2 separate regions of the Homo sapiens genome follow, and region 2 is linked to region 1. The links are chromatin contacts, found by Hi-C or POLR2A ChIA-PET in ENCODE. All regions are on one chromosome and are shown on one strand. Each heading gives the region's core, a stretch centred on a gene start or an enhancer-like site at or near the end of the contact. The rest is flanking DNA. Distances are from core to core; before and after follow the strand shown.

The links. Hi-C counts contacts between places; a loop is a spot of excess contacts on that map. ChIA-PET counts read pairs that join two places held with the same protein, here RNA polymerase II (POLR2A). Pooled maps may share reads with other maps.
Region 2: a loop to region 1 is called in a pooled map, with 2.8 times the contacts of the local background. The contact joins two enhancer-like sites. A Hi-C loop is called at or near these places in 2 of 50 pooled maps. POLR2A ChIA-PET finds 5 or more read pairs at or near these places in 5 of 52 experiments (AG04450, GM10248, OCI-LY7 and 1 more).

What each region holds. Positions count from the first base shown.
Region 1 is chr19:45,541,325-45,547,745 of GRCh38, reverse strand. It overlaps OPA3 (outer mitochondrial membrane lipid metabolism regulator OPA3), which reads left to right. Exons shown (of 2, transcript NM_025136.4): 2 at 1-1,465. Among named protein-coding and RNA genes, the nearest start is that of VASP, 37 kb to the right of the region's middle. Within about 2 kb of position 3,650, at least 4 of the 41 ENCODE cell types and tissues checked have a DNase peak (open chromatin) inside an H3K27ac peak, as active enhancers do.
Region 2 is chr19:45,611,015-45,617,435 of GRCh38, reverse strand. It overlaps EML2 (EMAP like 2), which reads left to right. Exons shown (of 19, transcript NM_012155.4): 14 at 583-671; 15 at 878-975; 16 at 1,547-1,634; 17 at 2,736-2,831; 18 at 3,765-3,895. Among named protein-coding and RNA genes, the nearest start is that of GPR4, 12 kb to the right of the region's middle. RefSeq lists enhancers at 1-488, 489-1,327 and a silencer at 1,141-1,390. Within about 2 kb of position 3,040, at least 11 of the 41 ENCODE cell types and tissues checked have a DNase peak (open chromatin) inside an H3K27ac peak, as active enhancers do.

The DNA of each region.
Region 1 (6,421 bases), core at 2,401-4,900:
AGCCTGGGCAACAAGAACGAGACTCCATCTCAAAAAAAAAAGGAAAAAGCTAATCCAGCATAGGGTGATGAGGACTGAGAGGAATGGAGGCAGGGTAGGAGTTCCGGACTTACGGGCACCGCTGATCTAGACAGGTGGGCAGGGAGGAGGCAGCGCTTCAGATGGAGGGAGATAGGAAGAGGGCTGTGAGTATCTGTGAAAGTCCTAGGACAGATGTGGCCTTGGCCTGTTCCTGGAACAGCAAGAGTTTCTGGCTGTCAGAATAGAGCAGAGGCTCGCTGACCAAGGCCTTTGGGCCAAATCAAGGGGACCCTTGCTTCCTGTCTTTGTAAATAAAGACTTATTGGAACCCAGGCGCTCATTCGTTTGCATATTTTCCACAGTTGCTTTTGCAGTACAGTGACAGAGCTGAGTATTTGCACAGAGATCCTAGGGCTCTCGTACTCTCTGGCCCTTTACAGAAAAAGTTTACCATCCCCTGGAATAGAGTAAGCGAGGGGAGAAGTTAGGTGAGGGGGCCAGGCAAGCAAAGGCTGCCCCTTGCCTTGATTGGCACAACTGTGGAGGTCATCCCAGCTCTGGAGCCCCAACAGGATCACTCAGGCCTCTGCTTCCACCACATCTGGCTTCAGCTTCCCCCTCTGTGGAGTCCTCCCTCCCTCCCTCCTTCCCCATAGGAAATGACCCCAGTGCTCAGCAGTAACCCCCACTGCGCGCAGATCTCAGAACCTCCACCTCAATCTACAGCCACGTGCCACAATAAGAAGCAGAGTTTTAGGCCAGGCGCGGTGGCTCACGCCTGTAATCTCAGTACTTTGGAAGACCAAGGTGGGAGGATCACTTGAAGTCAGGAGTTCGAGACCAGCCTGCCCAACATGGTGAAGCCCCGTCTCTAATAAAAAGAATACAAAAATTAGCCGGGTGTGGTGGTGCACATCTGTAATCCCAGCTACATGAGAGGCTGACATAGGAGAATTGCTTGAGCCCAGGAGGTGGACGTTGCAGTGAGCCAAGATTGCACTACTGCATTCCAGCCTAGGTGCCAGAGTGAGACTTGGTCTCAAAACAAAACAAAACAAAAAATTAGCCAGGCATGGTGGCACACACCTGTAGTCCCAGCTACTTGGGGGGCTGAGGCAGGAGGATCGCTTGAACCCGGGTGTTTAAGGCTGCAGTGAACTGAGATCAGGCCACAGCACCTCAACCTGGGAGACAAAGTGAGACCCTGTCTCAAAAAAAAAAAAAAGCAGAGTTTATGTAATCCATCGTGTGCATATTTATACAATAATTTACAATTCTATGTATTTTAAAAGTGTATAATTCATATATTATGTGACACAATATATAATGGAATATAAAATATATATTTTATGTCATGTGTAACATAACATCATCTATTATATGTAGTGTATGTGCTTATGTACATATCATTGGAATGAAAGTTTCATTAAATAATTACCCTTAATATTTGCAGCCCGGTTTAATATTTCCTATTTTATTGTATTCCATTTCATGAAGAATAACTACAGATATATATGCATTCTATATACTTAATATATATTATAAACATATGAAACCCATTAAGTGTGTTCCATAACACATTGGATGATATGTTAATATCATACATTATGTATTATATGTCTTGTTAGAACAAGTTTCTCTGAATAATAATTGTTCTTATGTGTGATGGGCAACTTCGTTACTTTTTATTCTCCGTTATTTTATTTCTTAAAGAAAAGCATGGCCTGTCACACCTGTAATCCCAGCATTTAGGGAGGCCGAGGTGGGAGGATTGCTTAATCTCAGGAGTTCAAGACCAGCCTGGGCAACATGGTGAAACCCTGTCTCTACTAAAAATACAAAAAATTAGCTGGGCGTGGTGGCACACACCAGTAGTCCCAGCTACTTGGGAGGCTGAGGCAGAAGAATTACTTGAACCCAGGAGACGGAGGTTGCAGTGAGCCAAGATCACACCACTGCACTCCAGCCTGGGCAACAGAGTGAGACTCCATCTCAAAAAAAAAAAAAAAAAAAAGAAAAGCATGTACATATGATGTATGTATTATACAAACCTGTATAATGTGGGCTGCCTTGGGCCAGCATGAAGACTAACTTTTACTCTGGGAAGAGATTTTTAAGCTGGGATTACAGGTGTGAGCCACTGTGCTCAGCCTCTGGTTGTTGTTGTTGTTTTTTCCATTTGTTTGTTTCATTTTGGACAGGGTCTTGCTCTGTCACCCAGGCTGGAGTGCGGTGGTGCAATCACGGCTCACTGCAGCCTCAGCCTCCCAGGCTCAAGCAATCCTCCCATGTCAGCCTCCAGAGTAGCTGGGAATAGAGGTGTGCCACCACTACACTCAGCTAATTTCTTAATTTTTTGTAGAGATGGGGGTCTCTTTATGTTGCCCAGGCTGGTCAGGAACTCCTGGGCTCATGCCATCCACTCGCCTCAGCTCCCAAAGTGCTAGGATTACAGGTGTGAGCCACCACATCCAGCCCCTTTTTTCTCTGTTTTGAAGTAGAGGCCTATCCTGCCTTGTCTTGATTTCCTATTTTTTGTTTTTTTGTTTTTTTTTTTTTTGAGACGGTGTCTTGCTCTGTCGCCCAGGCTGGAGTGCAGTGGCGCCATTTCGGCTCCCTACAACCTCTGCCTCCCGGGTTCAAGTGATTCTCCTGCCTCAGCCTCCTGAGTAGCTGGGATTCCAGGCACCTGCCACCATGCCTGGCTAATTTTTGTTTTTTGTTTTTGTTTTTGTTTTTTTGAGACGGAATTTTCCTCTTGTTGCCCAGGCTGGAGTGCAATGACACGATCTCGGCTCACCACAACCTCCGCCTCCTGGCTTCAAGCGATTCTCCTGCCTCAGCCTCCCAAGTAGCTGGGATTACAGGCATGGGCCACCATGCCCGGTTAATTTCCTATTTATTTATTTATTTATTTATTTATTTATTTTGAGACGGAGTTTTGCTCTTGTTGCCCAGGCTGGAGTGCAATGGCATGATCTCGGCTCACTGCAACCTCCACCTCCCGGGTTCAAGTGATTCTCCTGCCTCAGCCTCCTGAGTAGCTGGGATCACAGGTGTGTGCCACCACGCCCGGCTAATTTTGTGTTTTTGGTGGAGACAAGGTTTCTCCATGTTGGTCAGGCTGGTCTCGAACTCCCGACCTCAGGTGATCCACCTGCCTCGGCCTCCCAAAGTGCTGGGATTACAGGCGTGAGCCACTGTGCCCAGCCGAATTTTGTATTTTTAGTAGAGACGGGGTTTCATCGTGTTGGCCAGGCTGGTCTCGAACTCCCGACCTCAGGTGATCTGCCTGCCTTGCCGTCCCAAAGTGCTGGGATTACAGGCGTGAGCCACCGTGCCCCGCCCCCATCATCCCTTTTTATGGCTGAATAATAGTCCATTGTGAGGCTAGACCACAATTTGTTTATTCATACATCTGTTGAACGTTGGGGTTGTTTCCTCCGCGTGGTGGCTATGAATAGGGCTGCTATGAACGTGCATGTAGCTTGCAGTCTTTTTAGGCTTAGATCATTTGTCTCGAGAGCAGTGAAGCATCATGGGAAGGGCATGGGCTCAGATCCCAAAATGCCTGGAATCAATCCCTAGCTCTGCCTCATACCAGTTGGATGAGCTTGGGCAAGTCACTGGGTATCTTGTGCCTGATAACAGAACTTCCTTTGTAAGTTTATTATGAAAGTGAATCAATTAATACATGCAAAACACTTAGGAAGTTGCTTAGCACAGAGTGAACGGTTGCAAAATGACTCTGCATTGCCAGCAACAGGAACCTTCCTGGGCTAACTGAAGCAGAAAAAGAACTTACTGGAAGGATATCAGGTAGCTCACTGGAGGCTAAGAAAACCAGCAGGAACCTTGAGAGGTTTACAGTTAGAGATGCCGATGCTGTAACAGAGACCCCATATGTGTAATGATATTGAGTGAACGAGTTTACTTCTTGCTCCTAAAATAGTAACGTTGGCCAGTTGCAGTGTTCACACCTGTAATCCCAGCACTTTGGGAGGCTGAGGCGGGAGGATTGCTTGAGCTCAGGAGTTAGAGAACAGCCTGGGCAACATAGCAAGACTCCTCTTCTACAAATAAAAATAAATTATAAAAATTAAAATACAGCTGGGCGCAGTGGCTCACGCCTGTAATCCCAGTACTTTGGGAGGCCAAGGTGGGCAGATCACTTGAGGTCAGGAGTTCGAGACTAGCCTGACCAACGTGGTGAAACTCCATCTCTACTAAAAATGCAAAAATTAGGCGTGGTGGCGTGTGCCTGTAATCTCAGGTACTCCGGGGGCTGAGGCAGGAGAATCACTTAAACCCAGGAGTTGGAGGCTACAGTGAGCCGAGATCACGTCACTGCACTCCAGCCTGGGCAACAGAGCGAGACTCTGTCTCAAAAAAAAAAAAATTAAAAATAAAAATAGGCCAGTTGTGGTGGCTCATGCCTGTAATCCCAGCACTTAGGGAGGCCAAAGCTGGAGGATCACGTGAGCCCAGGAGTTTGAGACCAGCCCCTGGGCAATATACAGAGACGCTATTTCTTCAAAAATACAAAAGTTAGTCAGGCATGGTGTCATGCTCCTGTAGTCCCAGCTACGAGGGAGGCTGAGGTGGGTGGGTTGCTTGAGCTGGAGAGTTGGAGGTTGCAGTGAGCCGAGATCATGCCACTGCACTCCAGCCTGGGCGACAGAGTGAGACCCTGTCTCAAAAATAAATAAATAAATAAATAAACAAACAAAATAAGACAAAACAGTGAAGTCACGCGCTGGGCATGATAGCTCACACCTGTAATCCCAGCACTTTGAGAAACCAAGGTGGGCAGATTGCGAGGTCAGGAGATCGAGACCATCCTGGCCACCATGGTGAAACCTGTCTCTACTAAAAGTACTAAAATTAGCCAGGCGTGGTGGCAGGTGCCTGTAGTCCCAGCTACTCTGGAGGCTGAGGCAGGAGAATCACTTGAACCAGGGAGTTGGAGGCTGCAGTGAGCCAGGATCGCACCACTGCCTGCCCTCTAGCCTGGCGACAGAGCGAGACTCCGTCTCAAAAAAAAAAAAAAAAAAAAAAACAAAAAAACAGTGAAGTACTGTACCACATAATGAGGTTTCTGTCCACAACAAACCGCATATACAACAGTGGTCTCATAAAATGATACCACCGTATTTTTACTGTACCGTTTCTATGTTTGGATGTGTCTAGACACGCAAGTACTTACCATTGTGTTACAACTCCTGCAATTTTCAGTACAGTCACATGCTGTTTAGGTTTATAGCCTAGGAGCAGAAAGCTCTACCACATAGCCTAGGTGTGTAGCAGGCCACACTATCTAGGTTCGTGTAAGCCCACTCTGTGATGTTTGCACAATGACAAAATCACCAAACAATGCATTTCTCAGAATGTGTCCCTGTCATTAAGCAGTGCACGGCTGTACTAGCCGGGAACAGGTTGGCAGGGCAGCCCTCCTCCACACAGTCATTCAGGGACTCAGGCTGTTGCAGCTCTGCCATCTTCAGTGTGTTTATTTCAAGGTCACCCTGGGGTGGTCTTCATGAGGACCACAGCATGGCTCATATGGACCAGGGCTGGAAGTAGCCGGCTTCACTTGGCTGGCTTATTTTTCCTAGAACTCGGTGCCCTGACCACACCTAACTGCACCTAACTATAGTCCCTGGCTGGGCAGCCACTTCCCAGCAAGGAGCCTGTCTGTTGGGTTGCAGCGAGCATGAAGCACTCAGGGACTCCAAGGTCAGAGGGCTGTCAGCACCATGGGTACCACCCCCTACCACTGCCGTGGACCTACTCCACACCCTAACATGGATCCTAGGGGTCTCTTCGTATCCTTGAAGCCTTCCCCAAGATTTCAGGTTCAGGCTGGGTGTGGTGGCTCACACCTGTAATATCAGCACTTTGGGAGGCCAAGGTGGGAGGATCGCTTGAGCCCAGGAGTTCAAGACCAGCCTGGGAAACATAGTGAGACCCTGTTTCTATAAAATGTTTTAAAATGCGCCAGGTGTGGTGGTGTGTGCCTATAGTCCCAGCTACTCAGGAGGCTGAGGCAGGAGGTTTGCTTGAGCCCAGGAGGTCGAGGCTGCAATGAGCCATCATTGCACCACTGCACTCCAGCCTGGCTAACAGACTGAGACTCTTTCTCCAAAAAAAAATTTCTCTTATTTATTTTGTTTTATTTTTTAGTAGAGACCAGGTCTCCCTGTGTTGCCCAGGCTAGTCTCAAACTTCTGGACTTAGATGATCCTCCTGCCTCAGCCTCCCAAAGTGCTGGGATTACAAGCCTGAGCCGCTACACCAGGCCCCAATTAAATGAGGGGTGACTCTGTATCCAGTCAAGAACAATGGACCTCCCAGACCCCCCTATAGTACAGGATGGCTATGTGGCATGGGGGCTCTGTAA
Region 2 (6,421 bases), core at 1,791-4,290, 70 kb before region 1:
CAGGCGCCCACCACTATGCCTGGCTAATTTTTTTTTATTTTTAGTAGAGACGGGGTTTCACCATGTTGGCCAGGCTGGTCTCGAACTCCTGACCTCAAGTGATTCACCTGCCTCAGCCTCTCAAAGTGCTAGGATTACAGGCGTGAGCCACCGCCACTGTACCTGGCCTTGTTTTGTTTTGTTTTTTGGGGGGACAGAGTCTTGCTCTGTCGCCCAGACTGGAGTCCGGTGGCGCGATCTCAGCTCACTGCAACCTCTGCCTCCCGGGTTCAAGCAATTCTCGTGCCTCAGCCTCCTAAGTAGCTGGGATTACAGGCACGTGCCACCACGCCTGGCTAATTTTTGTATTTTTAGTAGAGACGGGGTTTTGCTATGTTGACCAGGCTGATTTCGAACTCTTGACCTCAAGTGATCCACCCGCCTCGGCCTCCCAGCGTGCTGGGATTATAGGCCTGAGCCACCGTGCCCAGCCCAGGTCACTTCTGGGGTCCCTCTGATCCCTCCCTTAGACCCCACAGATTGCGGCCTCTCTCTGTCAGATCAGCTCACCCCTCCTCCCCCCACCACGCCCTCTCCTTCAAGATGGCTGCTGCTGGACACGGAGACCCATGACCTGGTGGCTATCCACACAGACGGCAATGAACAGATCTCAGTGGTCAGCTTCTCCCCAGGTAAGCGGCAGGCCTGGGACACCCAAGCGGCAGGGCCAGGGGACAGAGGCTCAGAGCTCTTGGCAGGGGGAGGGGTGGAGCCTGCGAAGCGAGGCCTAGGAGGGATGCAGTGGGGATGGAGCTGGGGACTGTTGAGGGGGCTGAGTCTGGGCGAGGAGGGGATGGAGCCTGGGTGCCTCCTCATAGCCCCCCTCCCCCTCCCCCAGACGGGGCGTACCTGGCCGTGGGCTCCCACGACAACTTGGTGTACGTGTACACGGTGGACCAGGGCGGCCGCAAGGTCAGCCGCCTGGGCAAGTGCTCGGTGAGTGGGCAGTGGCCCCCAGCCCGCGCCGCCACCCCGCCCAGGGGGTGCAAAATTAACCAATTTTCTACCTCAAGGGAGCGCAGCTTCAACACTCAACTGATTCTGCCCTGATCAGAGCAAGGAGTCTTGGCCACGTCCACACATTCACCACCTCGTGTGTTCTAAGCCCGCCCCTTTGTGTAGCCCCGCCCCCACGTGCTAAGCCCATCTGTGTAGCCCCGCCCCTCACGTTCCGAGACCGCCCCTCACGTTCCGAGACCGCCCCTCTGTGTAGCCCCGCCCCTCAACATTCAAAGCCAGCTCCTCCGTGTCTAGCCCTGCCCACCTGTTCTAAACTCCCATTGTGTTCTAAGTGCTTTTTGTCTAGCCCTGCCCATCACAGTCTGGCCCCGCCCACAGTATTCTGGCCCTGCCCCCATACTCCAAAGGCCTGTGTATCCTTCCTTTAGTCCCCTTGTGTTCTCGCCCTACCTCTGTATTTGACTTCCACTTTCCTGATTTAATCCTGTCCCCCTCTCCTTGGTTCCGCCCTCTGCAGCTCTAACACCATCCCTTCCCTCCCCCGCAGGGCCATTCCAGTTTTATCACCCACCTGGATTGGGCCCAGGACAGCAGCTGCTTTGTCACCAACTCCGGGGACTATGAGATTCTGTACTGTGAGTTCTCCGGGACCCAGAGACATTACTTCCTCCGTCTCATTTGCAGACTTCCCTGAGTTCTGGGAGGGGAGGGAGGGGCTTCAAGCCTCGCTCCCTTGGTATTCAAGGCTGGTTCTGATTTGGAATTTAGGGACCGCTGGCTTCTCATTTTCTCCCTGGTATACCCCACTTTTAGTCAACTCCTCCCCTTTCCGGTCGGATGGGTAGGATGCAGGTTTCTTTTTTTACATTTTTAAATTTTTAATTATTATTATTATTATTATTATTATTATTATTATTTTGAGACGGAGTCTTGCTCTGTCCCCCAGGCTGGAGTGCAGTGGCGCGATCTCGGCTCACTGCAAGCTCCGCCTCCCAGGTTCAAGTGATTCTTCTGCCTCAGCCTCCTGAGTAGCTGGGATTACAGGAGCACACCACCATGCCCGGCTAATATTTGTATTTGTATTTTTTTTTTTTTGAGATGGGAGTTTCCCTCTTGTCTCCTAGGCTGGAGTGCAATGGCACGATGTCGGCTCACTGCAGCCTCCGCCTCCCAGGTTCAAGCGATTCTCTTGCCTCAGGCTCCTGAGTAGCTGGGATTCCAGGTGTCCACCACCACGCCCAGCTAATTTTTAAAATATTGTTAGTAGAGACAGGGTTTCGCCATGTTGACCAGGTTGGTCTTAAACTCCTGACCTCAGGTGATCCGCCTGCCTTGGCTTCCCAAAATGCTGGGATTACAGGCATGAGCCACCACACCTGGTCTAATTTTTGTATTTTTAGTAGAGATGGGGTTTCACCATCTTGGCCAGGCTGGTCTCGAACTCCTGACCTCAGGTGATCCAGCCAGATGCTGTGGCTCATGCTGCCTCCTGGGATTACAGACGTGAGCCACCATGCCCGGCCAGATGCGGGTTTAAAAGTAGATGCTCCTGCTTACGCTGCGGGCTGTGAAGACCCCAGCATGTGATGCCTTCTCAGCCAGTCCTGACAGGTAGAATGAGCCCTGGGACCTTAGCCTCCTCTGTCTTGGACCTCAGCTCCGATTGTCTAAGAAAGGGATGGGTTTACTGGGTAGTTCTTCCAACTCTGAATGTCTCCTCCCATTTTCTGCCCCAGGGGACCCGGCTACCTGTAAGCAGATCACCAGTGCGGATGCTGTGAGGAACATGGAATGGGCCACAGCTACTTGTGTCCTAGGGTTTGGGGTGTTTGGTGAGTTCTGGAATGAGAGAGGTCTCACTGAGGACAGTAGTTCTGAGAGACATCCCCGCTGGTGGTTTCCAGAGTCTTACTGCTTACCTCCAGTGTGGGAAGCTCACTGCTTTACTGCATGTGGGCTGTATTTGTGTAAGAGGAAAGGGTAGGGTGAGATGACTCATTAGAGCTGTAATAAAATGAAACCAAATGGGCGTGGTAACTGGCCAGGAGAGATCCACACTGCCGGTGCCCTAGCCACCCATTCATTCAGGCACGAATGAAGCAAACACATATTCCCTGAGCAGTTCTGTGCCTGCCGTGGGCTTGGCAGTGACCATGACTGACGGCCCTGCTCTCCTGTGGCTCTCAGTCCAGTGGGGGAGGCAGACTTGTCCCCAGACAGTGATGACCCAGAGTGAGCAGGTCTGAGACAGGGAAACCCAGGGTGGGGCATCTGGCCTACTCTTGGAGGGAATCAGGGAGGGCTTCCTGGAGGAAGAGACATCTGAGCTAGGACCTGGAGGATGAGGAGTTACTTTCCAGGGCAGTGAAGAAGGAAAGCAGTCTCTTGGCAAAGGGAATAGTACATACAAAAGCCCACGCGTGACACAGAACTTGGCATTTGGAGAAATGCAGGGAGGCAGGGTGGCCAAATCATTACAGAGTTTAACAGGAGCACTGATGAGGGATGAGGCTGGAGCAGTGCATGGGGCCTGCTGAGCCTTAGAACCACAGGCTTTCTTCTAAGATCACCAGGGAGCCATGGAAGGGTTTTAAGCAGAGCAGGGGCAGGCTCGGATTCACATTTTAAGGTAATTCTGACTCATATCCTCGGATAGATACAGGCTAGGTCGGAACAAATTAAGGTGGCTGGAGTGGCAATCTGCTCCTCTTGGCGGTCCCTGGCTCCAGCTGACATCTTACCACTTCCCTTCATCTTGCCCACAGGGATCTGGTCTGAGGGGGCGGACGGCACTGATATCAACGCTGTGGCCCGCTCTCATGATGGGAAGTTGCTGGCTTCAGCTGATGACTTTGGCAAAGTTCACCTGTTTAGCTACCCCTGCTGTCAGCCTCGAGTGAGTCCCTTGGGGAGATGGGGATGGACGGGGGTAGCAAGCAGGGGTGGGGACAAAATTCAGGCAGCTCTGGTCCAACCCCACCCCTTCTCTGAGCCTCGGTTTCCCCATCTGTACAAGGAGGACAGTAGTCTTGATCCCAAGGGCCTTTCTTAACCCCAAGGTGGATGAATTTCAGTGTGTCATGGTGAAGACCTGGTTCTCTGAAGTTCTGAGCAACTGCAATTCTGAGCTCTTTGGTTCTTTTATCCTTGTTAACTCAGTAAATATTTATTGAGCACCTACTATGTACCTAGGCACAGGATATACAACCAGATCTTATGAGTTTTTAAGGGAGGCCAAGGCCAGTTGCAGTGGCTCACACCTGTAATCGCAACACTTTGCAAAGCTGAGGCAGGAGGATTGCTTGAGGCCAGGAGTTCAAGACCAGCCTGGGCAACAAAGTGAGACCCCATCTCTACAAAATACACACAAAATTAGCTGGGCATGGTTGTGCATGCCTGTAGTTCCAGCTACAAGGAAGTCTGAGGTGGGAGGATTGCTTGAGCCCAGGAGGTTGAGGCTGCAGTGAGCCATGATTGCACCACTGTACTCTAGCCTGGGCGACAGAGCAAGACTTTGTCTCAAAACAAAGACAAAAACAAAAAAAAAAGCTGGACGTTAATTTTACCATTCTCTGGTTCTAACAGAAGAGGGATTGTTTCAGCATTTTCCTAGGAAATTTTCATGCATAAAAGCAGAAAGACTAGTACAGTGACTCCTCCTGTACCTGTTACCCATGTTCAACTATTACCAGATTTGGTATATTTATTTCATTTGTTTCTTCTTTCTCCTTTCTCTTCTTTTTTTATTTTTTATTTTTGAGACAGGGTCTCACTCTGTTGCCCACGCTGGAGTGCAGTGGCATGGCACAATCTCGGCTCACTGCAGCCTTGACCTCCTGGACTCAAGCGGTCCGCCCACCTCAGCCTTCTGAGTAGCTGGGACTACAGGCGTGCACCACCACACCTGGCCAATTTTTGTATTTTTCATAGAGATAGGTTCTCTGTTGCCCAGGCTGGTCTTGATCTCCTGGGCTTGAGCAATCCTCTCCACCTTAGTTTCCCAAAGTGCTGGGATTACAAGGCATGAGCCACAGTACCTGTCCTGGTCTGTAGTTTTAAGAAACTGCATATGTGGCCGGGTGCGGTGGCTCAAGCCTGTAATCCCAGCATTTTGGGAGACCAAGGTGATGGATCACCTGAGGTCAGGAGTTTGAGACCAGCCTGACCAACATGGTGAAACCCTGACTCTACTAAAAATACAAAAGTTAGCAAGGCGTAGTGGCAGGCGCCTGTAATCCCAGCTACACAGGAGGCTGAGGCAGGAGAATTGCTTGAACCCAAGAAGTAGAGGTTGCAGTGAGCCAAGATCACGCCACTGCACTCCACTAAGCAACAATGCACTGAGCGATAGAGTGAGACTTTGTCTCAAAAAAAAAAAAGAATACAAAAATACAAAAATTAGCCAAGCCTGGTGGTGCACGCCTGTAATCCCAGCTACTGGGGAAGGTGAGGCGGGAGAATTGCCTGAACCCGGGAGGCAGAGGCTGTAGTGAGCGGAGATCGTGCCACTTTACTCCAGCCTGAGCGACAGCAAGGCTCCGTCATAAAACAAAAACAAAAACAAAAAAACCCACACACACGAAAACGCATAGGTTATCTTTTAGCCCTCTAAATTGAGCATTCATGCCTAAAAAAATAAGGATAATTCTGGCCAGGCCCGGTGGCTCACGCCTGTAATCCCAGCACTTTGGGAGGCCGAGGCAGGCGGATCACCTGAGGTCAACAGTTCGAGACTAGCCTGGCCAACATGGTGAAACCCCGTCTTTACTAAAAATGCAAAAAAATTAGTCATGGGTGGTGGCGGGCACCTGTGATCCCAACTACTCAGGAGGCTGAGGCAGGAGGATCACTTGAACTTGGGAGGCGGAGGTTGCAGTGAGTTGAGATTGCACCACTGCACTCCAGCCTGGGCAAAAGAGCGAGATTCTGTCTCAAAAGAAGAAGAAGAAGAAGAAGAATTGTTACATATCCACAAGCCTCTGACCACTCCTAATTAACATTAATTTCTTCTTCTTTTTTTTTTTTGAGACAGAGTTTCACTCTTGTTGCCCAGGCTGCAGTGCAATGGCGCGATCTTGGCTCACTGCAACCTCCGCCTCCTGGGTTCAAGCGATTCTCCTGACTCAGCCTCCTGAGTAGCTGGGATTACAGGCATGCACCACCATGCCCGGCTAATTTTGTATTTTTCAAATAGAGACAGGGTTTCTCCATATTGGTCAGGCTGGTCTTGAACCCCCAACCTCAGGCGATCTGCCTGCCTCGGCCTCCCAAAGTGCTGGGATTATAGGCGTGAGCCACCACGCCCAGCAACATTAATTTCTTACATGCCTCATCCCTAGGAAGGCAAAAACAAAACGTTAATTCCTAAATATGATCTCATAGCCAGTACATATTCATATTTCCCTGATGTGCCCCAGACTGG